Linked DNA regions of Homo sapiens: region 1 is linked to region 2. A link is an interaction called in ENCODE POLR2A ChIA-PET data of the cell type or tissue named here. Cell type or tissue: endothelial cell of umbilical vein. All regions are shown on one strand. Each heading gives the region's core, and the rest is flanking DNA. Links, peaks and the distances in the headings are about the cores only.

Evidence for each region. Peaks named below come from ENCODE experiments on the same cell type or tissue, not always from the same donor. Only the 100,000 strongest peaks of a DNase experiment are listed, where the experiment ranks them.
Region 1: POLR2A ChIA-PET joins it to region 2 with 6 read pairs; 3 of 35 experiments call an interaction of 5 or more read pairs at or near these places.

The regions. Positions count from the first base shown.
Region 1 is chr9:113,426,922-113,435,248 of GRCh38, reverse strand. C9orf43 (chromosome 9 open reading frame 43) reads right to left here. Exons shown (of 14, transcript NM_001278629.2): 12 at 7,026-7,102; 13 at 6,286-6,349; 14 at 5,559-6,077. The coding sequence ends at 5,863. Among named protein-coding and RNA genes, the nearest start is that of C9orf43, 20 kb to the right of the region's middle. In endothelial cell of umbilical vein, for the core only: no CTCF peak of the experiment used is centred there; a DNase peak (open chromatin) is centred at 3,858; H3K27ac peaks cover 623 bases.
Region 2 is chr9:113,480,184-113,488,510 of GRCh38, reverse strand. RGS3 (regulator of G protein signaling 3) reads right to left here. Exons shown (of 23, transcript NM_001394167.1): 3 at 5,394-5,452; 4 at 4,279-4,373; 5 at 2,818-2,886. Among named protein-coding and RNA genes, the nearest start is that of RGS3, 21 kb to the right of the region's middle. In endothelial cell of umbilical vein, for the core only: no CTCF peak of the experiment used is centred there; DNase peaks (open chromatin) are centred at 2,960 and 4,010; H3K27ac peaks cover 1,451 bases.

The DNA of each region.
Region 1 (8,327 bases), core at 292-8,291, 53 kb after region 2:
CAGTGAGCCGAGACCACACCACTGCACTCCAGTTTGGGCAACCAAGCAAGACTCTGTCTCAAAAAAGAAAAGAAAAGGACTAATAACGCTACCACTCCTCACAAACTCCTCCAAAAAACTAAGAGAAAAAAATACTTCTCAACTCCTTCTATGAGGCCCTCATACCAAAACTAAAGACATCACAAGAAGACTACAGACCAATTTCTCTTACGATATGGATGCAAAAATATCCTAGCAAATTGAATCTAACAACATATAAAAATAACTAGACAACATGATCAAGTAGGATTTATCCCAGGAACACAGATTGGCTTAACATCCAAAATTCAATTAATGTAATATACCATATCAATAGAAGAAAAACCAGCCGGGCACGGTGGCTCACGCCTGTAATCCCAGCACTTTGGGAGGCCAAGGTGGGTGGATCATGAAGTCAAGAGATCAAGACCATCTTGGTCAACCTGGTGAAACCCCATCTCTACTAAAAATACAAAAATTAGCTGGGCGTAGTGGCACGTGCCTGTAGTCCCAGCTGCTTGGGAGGCTGACGCAGGAGGATCACTTGAACCCAGGAGGCGGAGGTTGCAGTGAGCCAAGATCGCACCATTGCACTCCAGCCTGGGTGACAGAGCAATACTCCGTCTCAAAAAAAAAAGAAAAGAAAAACCAAAAATACATGATCATCACAATATCACAATAGATGCAGAAAAAGCATTTACAAAATCCTATGCCTTTTCATGATTACAAACAAACAAACAAACAAAACACACACACGCACTCAACAAACTAGGCATAAAAGGGAACTCAAGATTGGGTATACCGTGGCTCACACCTATAATCCCACCAGTCTGGGAGGCTGAGACAGGAGGAACACTTCAGCCCAGGACTTTGGCAACATCGCAGGACTTTGGCAACATCGCAAGACCTTGTCTCTACTAAAAATAAAAACAAAAAAATTAACCAGGCATGGTGGTGCACTTGTGGTCCCAGCTGAGGTGGGAGGATCACCTCAGCCCAGGAGGTCGAGGTTGCAAGCAATGAGCTATAATTGTGCCACTGCACTGCAGCCTGGGCAACAGAGTGAGACCCTGTCTCAAAAACAAAAAAAAAAAAAGAAAAAGGAAAAAGGTAGTGCCAAGCATGGTGGCTCACGCTTGTAATCCCAACACTTTGGGAGGCCAAGGCAATAGGAGCACTTGAGCCCAGGAGTTCAAGACCAGCCTGGGCAACAAAGTGAGACCCCATCTCTACAAAAAATACAACAAAGTAGCCAGGCATGGTGGCACACACCTGTAGTCCCAGCTACTCAGGAGGCTGAGCTGGGAGGATGGCCTGAGCTCTGGGAGGTCAAGATTGCAGTGAGCCATGATGGTGCCACTGCACTCCTGCCTAGGCAACACAGTCTGTCAAAAAAAGAAAAGAAAAGAAGGAAGGAAGGAAAAGAAAAGAAAGAAACCGAGAGATTAAAAGAGAGAGGAAGGAAGGAAGGAAGGGAGGAAAGAAGGAAGGAAGGAAGGAAAGAAAAGAAAAAAAAGAAAAGAAGAAAACAGGGAACTCAGTATAATAAAGTGCTTCTATGAAAAACTCAAAGTGAACATCATACTTAATGGTGAAAGACTGAATGCTTTGCCCTAAGATCAAAAATAAAACAAGGATGTCTACTCTCTTCATTTCTATTCAACATTGTACTAGAGGTTCTAGCCAGGACAATTAAGCAAGAAAAAGAAATTAGAAGCATGAAGATTAAAAGGAAAGAAACAAAAACATCTCTATTTGCAGATGATATAATCTTGTATATAGAAAATCCTAAGAAGAGCTTCCAGATAGCTGAACACATGGAGATTCCTGGAGGGTGGCGTGCCCAGGGAAATCATGGAAGCCCCTTCCCCCATACCTCGACCTACACATTTCTTCATCTGTATCCTTTGTAGTATAATAAACCAGCAAGTGGGCAGGTGCAATCTTAGTTCCTGCTGGATGAAAGGAATGATAAGCCAAAAACAAGTTGGGCTGCATGTCAGAAGGCATCTTTCCCCACTTTGCCTGCAGGAGCATCACATTAGAAAAACACACTTCACTCATGAAGGGGAAGCCTCAGGACCATGTGACCACCCTGAAGTCACCTTGACATGTTAGGGATGAATTTAGAAGAGGACAATGATGGGGTTCAGGACATGCAACCCCAAAATATGGCACCTTGGCATTTGAAAACATGGCAGAACCAGGAAGGTCACTCTCATCATTCCCTCTTCTCCCCAAAACAAGTTTCTCATTTTGAGAGGGACCCTCCCTATACCTAAAGGGAAGGAATATCCTTAGCTCTGAAGACACAAGGGACACAAAGAAGAATCTACACAAACACGCCTTGCTAAGTTCCCCCAGTTTATTACCATTAGATCATACTCTTTTGTCCTCCAATCATATTTCTCCACAACTGTCTACTCTCCATCAAACAGCATAAAAATACCCAGGTTTCCCTGTGTTTTTGTCTTCACCTCCATAGGAAGGCTCCCATGTCATGTAAAACTTATATTAAATAAACGTGTGTGCTTTTCTCTTGCTAATCTGTCCTTTGCTATATATGTCTCTGTCATTAACCTAGCAACATGTGAGAAAAGAAATCTTTCCTCTGTCCCCAACAACACTATCAATAAAGGCGAAACACTCCAAAAAAGAAAAAGAAAATAATAAGAAATCCACTAAAAAACTACCAAAACTAAGTAACAAGGTAAGTAATGTTGCGGGATACACGATCAATATACAAAAATCAGGCAAAGATCATTATTGGCCACTAAGACCAGAGAAGAGACACCCAGACATTAAGGGCCTCCTGATGGAAGAACATAATGCCATCTATGAAATTTTCTTGCAAAAAAAAAAAAATACCATGAAGCAGCTCAAGCCTCTGGATCTAACAGTTTGCAGGAAATAAAGAGAATGAAGAAATGTGTTAAACAACACCATGAGGATACAACTGGAAAAATCAAGAATGTAGGAATCTACAGACCAAACAACCCAGTTTCTTCAGCAAATAAATTGCAAGAAAAGAAAAATGAAAAAGGAGAAAGTGGGACCTATAGATTAAAGAATTTTAGGGGCCAGGTGGCTCCCTCCTGTAATCCCAGCACTTTGGGAGGCCAAGATGGGAGGATTACTGGAGCCCAGGAGTTTGAGACTAGCCTGGGCAACATAGCAAGACACCATCTCTACAAATAATAAAAAAAAAAAAATTAGCCAGGCATGGTGGCGCATGGCTGTGGTCCCAACAATTTGAGGCAGGAGGATCATCTTAGCCCACGAGGTCGAGGCTTCAGTGAGCCGTGATCGTGCCACTGCACCCCAACCTGGGTAACAGAGTGAGACCCTATGTCAAAAAAAAAAAAGAAAGAAAGAAATTTTTGAGTGTATCAACCAAATACAATTTATGGGCCTTATTTGGATTCTAGTTTGAAGGTATCAACTGTGAAAAGAAATTAATAATAGAGGGAAATTTGAATTTGCCTGGATATTTGATATTAAGCAGCTATGATTAATTTTCGTAGTTATTTTTAACACTTTTCTTTTAGAAGTGTATGCTGAAATATTTATGGATAAAAATGACCTTTGCTTCAGATAACCTTGTTCAGGATGGGGGTGTGTGTATATGAAACAAGATTGGTCACAAATTGATAATTCTTAGGTAATGGACACATGGGATCTCATTAACTTTTATATGTTTCCAACTTTCCTGATTATAAAAAACATGGAGCCAGCATCCCTGGGACCCACATTAATCAATTACAGAGGAAGACAGACAGCACACCAGGAAGGAGAGGAAGTCAGACTCTGGTTAAATATGATGATGAATAACCTACCATTGTTTCTGGAGAATGAGGTGAGAGAACAGCAGACTGGAATAATGAAAAGAGCTCTGACCTAGCACTAGGAGACCCAGATTCCAGCTTAGCCCCACTTCCCAGCTCATGAGCTCAGTCAAGACAAATCCCCTCTCTGAGCCTTGCTATCCTTACCTTTAAAATGGGACTGCAAATTAATGATCTCTACATTGTGGGGTTAAATTCTTCCTCCTTAAAATTTGTCCCAAATGATGGCTCTGGACAGTCCTAATGTTTTGCAGGACTCAGGATAAGTGTACAAAAACAGGTCTACTAACCATGTCTGAACATTTAAAAACTATAAATTAAGCTAACAAATTGTTAAATAAAACATGTTCTAACTTGCTACCTTGACCAGTATACCTTCATGATCTAGAAAGCCAGGTTCATTCAAAATCCACAGATTCCTTGAGGTTCCACACTAACATGCAGCACTAGAAGAACCAGCCCTCACTTCTCATCCCCATGATCCCATCCTTACTGGGAAAGGCAACAAATGCTGATACCCCAGTCTATCTGTCCAAGCTCTGGGCACATCCCTCTCCAAATACCCTCCTCTTACCCCCTTGAACCCAGCAGCACACACACTGGTGGGATAGTCCACTCTTGGGAGATGGACCCACAAAAGAGGCCTGCAGAAGCCATGGAAGTAGGCAAGAGGCCACTGGGCAGGGAATTCCAGGGTTCCAAATACCAGGAACAAAGTCTAAAAGGGGAGTCACAGACTCCAGCTAGGTGTACGTCCACTTGGCTCTGCAGATTTCTCTGCCGTGAGGGGCAGCACAGCCAGAACACCAGAGGACTTTCTAAAGCACGGGGCCAAGGGCCTTCCTTGCCCAGATCTAAGATACTGAATACATCAAAGTTTCATTATATTATTCTCTTTCCTTTTACGTAATTTTGAAATTTTTACATTATATCTTTTTAAGGACTAAAACATGAAAAAAAAAAAACCTCCAAAACCAAGTTAGAAGTTCTCTCAGACTCTGAAATTCTGAGCCTTTATGAGCATCACTGAAACTTTCCTGTGCAGACTCAGTTCCTTAGAAACTAGAGCTTTTTGCCGGGTGCGGTGGCTCACACCTGCAATCACGGCACTTTGGGAGGCTGAAGTGGGTGGCTCACCTGAGGTCAGGAGTTCGAGACCAGCCTGACCAACATGGAGAAACCCCCATCTCTACTAAAAATACAAAATTAGCCAGGCATGGTGGCGTATGCCTGTAATCCCAGCTACTCGGGAGGCTGAGGCAGGAGAATCGCTTGAACCCAGGAGGCGGAGGTTGCGGTGAGCCGAGATCATGCCATTGCACTCCAGCCTGGGCAACAAGAACAAAACTCCATCTCAAAAAAAAAAAGAAAGAAACTAGAGCTTTTGGCTGGGCACAGTGGTTCATGCCTGTAATCCCAGCACTTTGGGAGGCTGAGGAGGGAGGACTGCTTGAGCCTAGGAGCTTAAGACCAGCGACACAATGAACATTATTTGATAACAATGTAGATCCCATCTCCAAAAGAAACCATTTCTAGGGAATGAGAGGAAAATCTAGGGAGCATCATGGCAGCTCCCATGAGCCAAATTCAGCCTCCTACAACTGGAAACCTTTCAGAACTTCAGAGATAAGAGTGACCCAGAAAACAGATACCAAGAAACATCTTTCCCTTCCTCCTAGAAACAGAAAATAAGTCTTTTGATTGAAAAGCAGTTGTGTTTAATCACCAAAATTATTCTGACCCTAATGGAAAGGAAATAATCTAAATTTAAAAAGGCTGGGGATTTTTCTCCTACATTTATTTTAGAGGCAAGTAGAGGTGAACAAAGAAAATGGAATCCCTAAGCTCAGAGCTCAGGCCCTGGTAAAGGCTCCAGAGAGCAGAAGCCCCTCTCCTCTTGCCCTTATGTGAAACGTTGCTGCCCTCAGGATACCAGCCATCCCGCTTTGGAACACGGCTGCCCCAGGGGATGCCTTCAGTCTATTCCTCCAGAGGCTTCTCACTCTGCCCCAGAGGACTGGTCCTCCTCATCCTCATCATCAGTGTCCTGAAGAATCCTAAGTAGTTTGAGCTCAGAGTTCCAGCCTGTGCTAGCCATAATTTCTGAAAAGTTAAAGGAGATCTTCTTTTGCCTGGCAGCCTGGGCTTCTGGCACAGCGTCCACTGGAGCACTAATGTCCTTGTTAGTGGGTTCTGTTTCATACAATTCAGGACCTAAAAGAAGATGCAGTCATTAATTGCACCTGTAAACTCCTCTCAACTACAACAAATGGAGGACAGAAAAGGAAAAATGGGGTGTTTTTAGGACTTCTCTGAGATAGAGGAACTGTGCCTTCAGGGAGGTAAACTATCCTGGTCAACACAGGTTCAACTCTCCCTATCCTCAGTCACTTACTAAGGTTCCTCTACTCTAGTAACTTACTTTTTACACTGTGGTGGAAATCCGCATGGTCATAGTAGTTCATCTTTGGTCTCTCCGTGGAATCCTGAAATTCATTGGGGTATAAGGAAATTTGAATCAAGACTTTAGGAAACTAAAAGGATTTTTCTAAAAGATGCTTCTCTTGGAGAAATTAACATCTAAGATGAGCCAGAGACCCACCTCTTGGGACTGAAGAGAAGCTTTTACCACACGTTCTTTGCCCTCCATGCTGTCCAAATGAACCTAGAACCACTCCTTCCCATTCCCTGCAGTCAACTAAGGGCAGACGGCCTCCAAAGATGGCTTCCAACAATTCCTCCCATTCTGGTATGCACATGCTGTTCCTCCCATCAGGAGATAGGGCCTATTTCTTCTCTTATTTACTCTCTGGGATGGACTTGTGGCTTCTTTGGCCAAGAAAATGTGGCACAAGTAACACTGTTTTAGTTCCAGGCCCATCCCTTAAGAAACTGCTTTCATGAAACTGCTTTCATGAGACTACTATGCTATCAAAAAGCCCAAATAAGCCACATGCAGAGGCCTCAGGAAGGAAAACCAGCAACTTGGCCAACAGCCTCAGCCCAGCTGCATTAAGTGACCTCAAGCAGGAGAAGAACAACTGTCCAGTCAACCCACAGAATCATTAGCAATAGCAAATCATTATGGTTAAGCTTTGGGGTTGTTACATAGTAATAGATAACTGAAACTGGGTCCTAGCAGAGGCCTTGGTACACTCTCACCTGTTTCGAAGTGGTTCCTTTTTCCATCTGCTGCTGCTGCTTCATGTCACTGTTCTGACCTGGCAGAGTTCTGTAACCTAGTAACCAAAGAGTCCATTCAATCTTCCTCTTATTACCATATCATACCCTATTTGGGGGCTTCTAGGTGACCCCTAGTCTACAAGTGACTCTGCATCCAGGAAAAGACAAGACCTTGATGGCAGGTAAAAGGTAGTTAGACCTTCTGAGTTCTACTTGAGATTCTGCTCACCTGGGACTGTAACTTCATCTATTACAGAATTAGAGATTACGCTCAAGTGTGTGTTAAAAGACCCAGGATTCCTCCAAGAAACCCTAATCTACTTTTTCACAGCATATGAATACTCCTCTTACCAGAATGTGACTCATCTTCTTGCGCCATCCCTCATGTACCCATAAACAAAGCAAAAACAAAAACCTCTAGTTTTATGTTTCTTTTGCATCAGCTGCTTCCCCAACTAGTCCCTAGGTAGATTCATTCATTCTTTTCTCAATCTCCCTTTCCCTAAACAAACATCTTCCAAGCTGCCACCAGAGGTATTATGCTAAATTATAGCATTTCCATGGACTCCCTACCAGCACTGGTTCTCACCTTAGCTGTACACTGGGAGAAATGAAGAGCTTTAAAAAACAAACAAACAAAAAACACTGAGGCCTAGTTCCTACCATCAGAAATTCTGACTTAATAGCTGGGACACAGTCTGAGTATTAGAGTTTTAAAAGCTTCTTGGCTGGGCGCAGTGGCTCACGCCTGTAATCCCAACATTTTGGGAGGCCGAGGCGGGCAGATCACCTGAGGTTGGGAGTTCGAGACCAGCCTGACCAACATGGAGAAACCCCGTTTCTACTAAAAATACAAAATCTTAGCCAGGCGTGGTGGTGCATGCCTATAATCCCAGCTACCGGGGAGGCTAAGGCAGGAGAATTGCTTGAACCTGGACCCAGAAGGCAGAGGTTGTGGTGAGCCGAGATCACACCATGGCACTCCAGCCTGGGCAACAAGAGCGAAACTCCGTCTCAAATAAATAAATAAATAAAAGCTTCACAATTGGTCTTAGTGTACAGTCAAGGCGGAGCACCACTGGCCTGGATGATAAAGGTCAAAAGACTTAGCAGTCCATACAAGCCCCTGCCTACCTCTTTGGTGTGATAGACCACTCTCCCTTAAATACCCAACCCCACAACCACACTCAACTGCTCAGTGTTTCCTGAGCAGCTGTGATCCTCCTAGATGCCTTTGCACAGGCTATTCCCTCTCAAGAGTTCTTTCCCATATCAGGAAAA
Region 2 (8,327 bases), core at 64-8,063:
GTCTCCTTCAGGACCTTCCCTTCATTGGCCTGTCCCTTCAAAGACAGGGAGCGGACCCTTGGTCCTTAGCATTCGATGACCTTCCTTGACAATCTCACTTGCTCAGAATTTCACCCACTGCCTTCCTGCTCATGGCTCCCATATCTCTGTCTTCCAAGTTCCAGGTAGGCAAAGGTGAGCCCTACTTCACAGCTCTGACCTGGCTCCCCTCCAAGCACCTGCATCTCACCGTATCCCAAGCTGACTCACCTCCACCTCCAGTAACTCTGTCTTAGGTGGAGACACCACCAGCCGCCCAGGAGTTACCCTTGACTTCTCACACTGCTCTCACAGCCAAATCACCACTAAGCACTACTGATTTAATCTCCTAAATATGGCCTGAGTCTGTTTTCCCCTCCCTAGCCCCAAAGCCTCTCTCTCACCTCAACCTTCCAAAGACCTACCAAAGTGATAGATCTAGAATGTGCATCCATCATTCCCTGGCTTGACACACTTCAGTATCTCCCAATGGCCAGACATTCCCAAACACCAAAGTGACTGCAGGAGGTTCACCCTGCAAACATGTTTAAATGCAGATTTCTCAGCCCTGCCCATGAAGAGTTGGATGTAATTAATCTGACGCGGCACCTAAGAATCTAGGTTCCTGACAAGCATCCCAAGGAATTCTGATGTATATCCAGGATCGAGAACCACCGGCCCTTAGGAGAAACCCCATACTCCAAAGAGAATCTACAGAATCATCTGACTTGGCTTATACCAACCTCTTCAGCTAATCTTTAGCCAGTCCCTACTTTGTACTTAACCTTCCAGCAACGTCAATGAGTTTGCAGATCCCTCCTCACTCCACTCTTGCCCTGCCCTTCCCTCTCTACTTTACTGGCTCTTTCTTCTGTCCTTTCACCTGTCCACCCATGAGTCAGTACAGTGTTGAGAGGAAAGACCCTGGGGTCCAACCACCTGGATTCCATCCCGGCTCTATTGTTAACTGGCTGTATGACCTTAGGCAAATTCCTAACCTCTCTAAACTTTAGTTTCCTCTTCTGAAAACTTAGGACAAAACCACACTCTTCTTAGAGCTGTTGTAAGAATTAAATGAGACAGGCCGGGCGCGGTGGCTCACGCCTGTAATCCCAGCACTTTGGGAGGCCGAGGCGGGTGGATCATGAGGTCAGGAGATCGAGACCATCCTGGCTAACAAGGTGAAACCCCGTCTCTACTAAAAATACAAAAAATTAGCCGGGCGCGGTGGCGGGCGCCTGTAGTCCCAGCTACTCGGGAGGCTGAGGCAGGAGAATGGCGTGAACCCGGGAAGCGGAGCTTGCAGTGAGCCGAGATTGCGCCACTGCAGTCCGCAGTCCGGCCTGGGCGACAGAGCGAGACTCCGTCTCAAAAAAAAAAAAAAAAAAAAAAGAATTAAATGAGACAATGCACTGTTAACCCCTGGCTCCAGGTCAGCACCCAGTCAGCAATTGCTATTGTTATTAACATGACGTCCCCCTCCTCACTCTCAGCTCCAAGTCTCTATCGGTGATCCGATAGGAAAGTCTTTGACCCTATGCATGCATCCCCAGCATGTTGTTGCCACAGTGATACCCAGGAAATGGCAGCTGGATGAATGAATGAATGAGGTTTATTGTACTATACTACCCTAGGATGAAAAGTGGATACTTTATTAAAAGAGAAATCCTTCGTTTTGTATGTTAAATACACCCCGATTTTAAAAAACATATTAGCTAATAACATTTAGAGTACTAAAGAGCATTGAACCCAAAAATGTTTTCCAGGTCTCAGCTGGTGACTTGAGCTGATTTTCATTCACGGAAGCCCCTTTTCAGTCACCATTCAGTGATGTGATTGCTCCGCAAATGATACTGACCATGGGGTATCCCAGATTCCTTAGGCTGCACCAGCCAAATGAGCCACTGCCGCTAACAGTGGGCCATGGCAGTGCATTGCTGTCACTCAACAGCCAATTCTCATGCTCACCTGCCCGGCACTCCTCCCCTGCTCCGCTCTAACTGCCGTCACTAATGGCCACTTCAGCCCTCCTGTGTCCTGCACTGCCTGCAAGATCAGCCTGTTTGGATTCTCCTACACAAAACTTCTATACTCCCTTACCTGGCCTCATCATGGCAGCCTTAGCTTACAGTGAGTATTTCTGCCTCCTTGCCTTTGCTCATGCTTTGCCCTGCCTGGAATGCCATTTCCAACCTTCTTCTTTAGTTGTCTTATTCTTCATCTGTGCCCAAGTTCAAAATTCCACTTTTTCCATGAAGCCTTCCTTGATCATCTCAGACCACAGTGAACTCTCCCTCTTCCCATACTGATGGCCTTTATTACTCATGTCATTCTTTTCTTCATGCAGCCAATATCTAATAAACATCTATATGCCAGGCACTAGGTACTGTGATGACTAAAAAAGAAATAGTCCTGTTTTTCAAGGTGCTTAGAGTCCTGTAGAACTGAGCACGTACATGTTGTTATTGTAATTTCTCTCCATGCAGTGCCTGGTGTCCCCACGTGAACAGTGGACACCTTGAGAATAAATTTCCATGTGTAGGCTGGTCGGCTTCCCCAGTGACCAGCACAGTGCCTTGTTTGATACCGAGTGCTCAGCAAATGCTCATTGATAACACAGTCCTTGGTAACACCTGGAATGATGGAGACTCAAGGAGGGGCAGCCTCTGCAATTTAGTATTGCCACTATCACTCATTTATCCAGAAAGCACTAATCGAACCCCTGGTGTATGCTGGCCACCTGGCTGTCACCCACTAGCCCAGAGCAGAGTCCCCCTCCAGCTCAGCAGCTCTCCTCACCTGGACTGGCTGGCCCTGTTCCACACAGTAACCAAGAGACGCTTCTGATCATCCTCCTCTTGGACAGGACTGCGAAATCAATCAGACCATCGGAGTGTTAGTAAGGGCTGAGCTCCAGGCCATAGCTGACTCATAGAGTCAGTCATAATTCCAAAAATGTGGAAGTAACGTCAACAGCTGGTTAAATAAACTATATTACAAATAAAGTAAGAGATGACTACCTCCATGCATAAAACAGTTTATATTATGTTGTTAAGGACAAAAAGGAGGTTACAACATGCTATTATAAAATAATTCCATTTTCGGGCCGGGCACAGTGGCTCATGCCTGTAATCCCAGCACTTTGGGAGACAGAGGTGGGCGGATCATGAGGTCAGGAGATCGAGACCATCCTGGCTAACACGGTGAAACCCCGTCTCTACTAAAAATACAAAAAAAATTAGCCAGGCATGGCGGCAGGCGCCTGTAGTCCCAGCTACTCCAGAGGCTGAGGCAGGAGAATGGCGTGAACCCAGGAGGCGGAGCTTACAGTGAGCCGAGATTGTGCCACTGCACTCCAGCCTGGGTGACAGAGCAAGACTCCATCTCAAAAAAAAAAATTCCATTTTTGTAAACATACACACACAGACATATACACACACACATGCAAACATACACACCCACACGCAAACATACACATTAAAAGGTCTGAAAAGGTCTGAAAAGGACCTTAAAAGGTCTGAAAAGAAATACAGTAGGGCGTATCTGTGAGTAGGAGGGCTATAGGTGTTTTCTATTTTCTTCTTTTTACTCATCTATATTTTCTATTTTCCTATCATAACCAAAACTACTTTATGTAGTAAGAGAAAAACCAAAATATTAATTTTCACTAATAGGAAAATACAAAATGTACATTACCTTCCCATTGGCCCCAGAGTTCAGAGATTGGGGAAAGAAATAATAACAATAATAGCTGGTACCCTGTGTTATGTTATACTGTCCCATTTATACCCCACAGCTCTCTGAGGTTGCTACTATTATTAGCCCCATTTTACAAATAAGGAAGCCAAGGCTCAGAGAGGTTAGAAAGTTGAAGTAAAAAGGGGGGCAGGGAGGCAAAACATCCTTCAGCTTGGAAAATTCCTTCGGCTAAAGGAGAAAGCTTGGCCCAAGGCACAGTGGGAAATTGCCTACACTTTTTATGGGCTGCCAGCCCCAGGCTGGGCATTTTAGTTATGAGAGCTAGCCAAGTGATACCTTATCACTGTGGACCTCGCTGCTGGGCCTGGTGCCAGGGATGCAAGGACACAAGTGAGTGAGAAAACAAAGACATCCTTTAGAAGGCACTGGTTTTTTTTGTTTTGGTTTTTTTTTTTTTTTTTTTTTTGCATAGATCTAGTTCTAGATTTGGCAAACAGAGCTGTTTCCAGATAAACACTCCTTCCCTCTCCTTTCTAGGGCCCAGCTGCACCAGACTCTTACAAGAAGAAGTGCTCGTGGAAAGCCGGGTCTCTGCAGTCTGGAACGGTCTGCGTCTTCTGGTGGCGTAGTCTACTATCTTCAGGGATCAAAGAAATCTTGAATTGGAAAAAAGGAAGCATGATTAGCGGATCTCATGGCCCACCTAAGCCCAGCAGCTGACTCTGCACATCTCCAAGTTAAAGGCTTCCCAGGGTCCTTCAAGTCAGCCTCTGCAGAGGACAGAATAGAGTCCCCTGTCAGATGCTGCAAGGGAACAAGGAGCCCAGGGCAAGAGACATTGGAGGCAGATGCCAGGACAGGGCCTCATGGTGGGTGGTACCAAAAAGGCAGCCACGGCCCAGCCAGAGCTGGGGTACAACTTTATCATCTCTGCTCTTCCCCCAAGCAGAGTGGTTTCCCCAGAAGCGAAAGGACTCCTCTCTTCTAAGGTCCCAGCAGCTGCTGAGTGCTCCCTTCACGAAGGCTCCAGGTCAGCCTCTGCCAAGGCCCCAAATCCATGTTCTCAACCCAGGGCTGTTCTAGCCCTGCTCCTGATAAATTCCTTGCCAGCAGGGGCTTCTGATCAGCCTGAAGGCTTCAGGAAGAATGCTGAGGGCCAGCACCTGGAACCCCAGCTGCCACACTTTAGGAAGCTCCTGGCCTTTGGCTCTCACTGAAAGTAGAGCCCCACCCCTATAAGGACCCTGTCTTTACAGCAAAAGCCCAACCCAGAAGGATCTTCCAGCCCTCAGAGACACTCCCTCCACTCTACTGCCCAAATCTGGCCATCCTGCCCCTAGTTTGGGGGGAAAGTGGGTGAAAACGGTGCTTTTCACAAGAGGTCTTGGGATTACCTGTGGATTTCAGCCATCCACATACTCACTGCCCACCTATATAGATGACCAAGATCGCCCTTAAGATTTTGGCTGTTGCAGGAAGCCCCAGGGACCCAGCCGAGCTAAGGGAATGGGTTTGTCCCAGCACTGGGCCCAATAAATGCCTATTGAGAAGATGAGTGAGATGGCAACTGCCTCCTCAAAGGTCACCAGCCCCACAGGTGTGCTGGGACCTTGGGACTGAGCCCAGTAACATGGCCCCTCAATATCCCACTCTCCATCTCCGGCCCCACCACATACCTTCACATACGGATCACAGGTGCCAGGCTGTTTGCTGATCAGGCCTTTACCTTCTATAACTAAAAGAGAATTCAGACATTGGGGTGGATGAATGGAAACATACACACACACACAGCGAGAAAGAGAGACACACATAGACATATCCATCCACACGAATAAAGAGACCTGAAAAGAAAAGCGTATCTGTGAGTAGCAGGGCTATGGCCCCTGCTACTAGGCCCTTAATCTGCATAACCACCATTGGCTATGAACCTGCTCTGGTCTAGGCCATTCCCACCATCTTCCACTCTCTGGCAGCACCCTCACCAATGCATTACGAGGTACATTCAATTCCCTGAATCTTACAGCTGGAAGAGAACTACAGTTTATAGAATCTAACCCTTCATGTAATGGGGAAAATGAGGCTTCGAGGGGAACCCAAGATAGTAAGAAACTTGCCCACAATCACAGAACAATGGGAATGACCGCTGGATTTGGAACCCATGTCTCTTGACTCCCGGCTCAGTGCTCTACCACACAAGACTGCCTTCTAGGAATGAAGGGGCCACTCACCATGTGCCATGAGCCATGCCGTGGCACTCACGGTGTGCCGTGAGCCGTGCTGTGGCTGGCGGACAGCACAGCACAGGAGTCACAAGCTGGGGCCTCAGGGGTGGACGGACCCAGGCATGAATCCCAGCTGCACCGCTTACTCACCATATAAGCTAGAGTGAGTTGCTTTGCATGGGACAGAATTTGCCATTTTTAATGGTTTAGTGATAATAACATGCACTTCACATGGTAGTTGTTCCAATTAAATGAGGTAATGTGCCTGAAGTGCTCAGAGGAGTGCCTGGCAAATAAGTAATTGCTCAAAAAATGTTTGCTAAAGAAAAATAATAATAAATAAAGGCAAGGGGAGAGGTGTGGGGTGGGTGCAGGTGTGGTCACAAGAGTAGGCAGCACCATTTGCCTGAGGTCTATAGAAAGAAGACAATAGACCTGATAGAACCTGAGCCTCAGTTCTATTTTCTTTTACGTCTGGATTTTTTTGTTTGTTTGTTTCTTGTTTTTTTTGTTTTTTTTTTTTTTGAGATGGAGTTTCGCACTTGTTGCCTAGGCTGGAGTGCAATGGCACGATCTCGGCTCACTGCAACCTCCACCTCCCGGGTTCAAGTGATTCTCCTGCCTCAGCCTGCCAAGTAGCGGGGATTACAGGCTTGTGCCACCACACCCGGCTAATTTTGTATTTTTCGTGGAGAGAAGGTTTCTCCATGTTAGTCAGGCTGGTCTCGAACTCCCGACCTCAGGTGATTGGCCCGCCTCAGCCTCCCAAAGTGCTGGGATTACAGGCGTGAGCCAATGCACCCAGCCTTACGTCTGGTTTTCATTGAGCCCTAGGGTTTGGCTCAGACAGTGCTCCCAGTAGTCTGAGGTGCAAGGCCTGGGAAACCAATGGAAGGAGTGGGGACCGGTGGGAAGGGATGAAGGGCCTGAGACTGGGGTGAAGCCAAAGCAAACTGTGCAGGACAAATGGAGTGGTGGAGGCCAAGATGCATTTTGCAAAAACTGTTTGCACAGCTGGAGTCAGGCCCTGGCAGGCAGAGAACACCCCTCTGCTGCTCCTTGGGAACTTCACGTTGGGCCCCCCATGGCCATGACCAGAGGACCCAGGCGCCTACTAGTCTACTCTGCCCAGTATCCTGGTTACTGTTCCTGTGTGCATCATTTCCCTCGAGGGCGTGGTTCTTGAGGGCAGGACCCAGGTCTGGTGACCTCCTGGGTCTCTCTGGCCAGCAGTGACAATGAACCACACCCAGTCCCTGTCCTCATTGCATTCTCAGTCTGGCAGAGAGGCCAGACACAGGTGGCACAGTATAGTCAGGGCTGTGACAAAGACACAAAGGAGAAAGCAATAAACCCAGCCCAGACAGGTGGGTCAGGGGGATGATTCCTGGAGGGGGAAATAATAAGGCAAAATGACCCTTCCTTCCTGAGTCTTAATGATGATGAAGGCAGGCATATTTCTTGCAAAATCAGAGCAGGTGGAGAGTTATTTTTCAAAAGGGGTTCAAAACAAAAGAAAGGTTATTCCAGGCACAGTGAACAGCAGGTGCAAAGGCACAGAGGCAGGAGCAAGCAAGATGTATTCAAGGGAGTGCATGTAACTGGATAGAGCTGGAGGTGGAGGGTACCGTCAGCGGCAAGAGCCAGGGAGGCTGGAGAGATAGACAGGGCCTTCTGGGCTAAACAGAAGAGTCCTGGCAGTGGGGGCCATGACAGCAACTCATGTAACTATTCATGTGCCGGATGGAAGGATGGACACATGGACAGACAAACAGGTGGAGTATGAACTCTTCCTGTGCTGTGCTCCAGCCATGCTAGACAGCTCTTCAAATGCATCCTGCTCTCTCTGACCCCCAGGCCTTTGCACTTGCTAGCCCTGTGCATGAAGTGCTAGCCACACCCTCCCTGCTCCTCTTTGCCTGGCTCAGGCCCATTCCTCCTTCAGGATACCGTGTGGGCATCACCCCCTCCGCCAAGTCTTCCCTGGCATCCCATCAACACCATCTAGACAGGGGTGGGTGCTTCTCCTTGGTGTTCCCAGCCCCTAGCACAGAGCTAATGCTCAATCGCTATTTTTGGAATGTATGGTTTTCTTTTTTTTTTTTTTTTTTTTGAGACGGAGTCTCGTACTGTCGCCTGGGCTGGAGTGCAATGGCATGATCTTGGCTCACTGCAACCTCCACCTCCTGGGTTCTAGCAATTCTCCTACCCCAGCCTCCCAAGTAGCTGGGATTATAGGCATCTGCCACCACACCCGGCTAATTTTTTTGTATTTTTGGTAGAGACGGGGTTTCAGTATGTTGGCCAGGCCGGTCTTGAACTCCTGACCGCGTGATCTGCCCGCCTCGGCCTCCCAAAGTGCTGGGTTTACAGGCATGAGTCACCGTG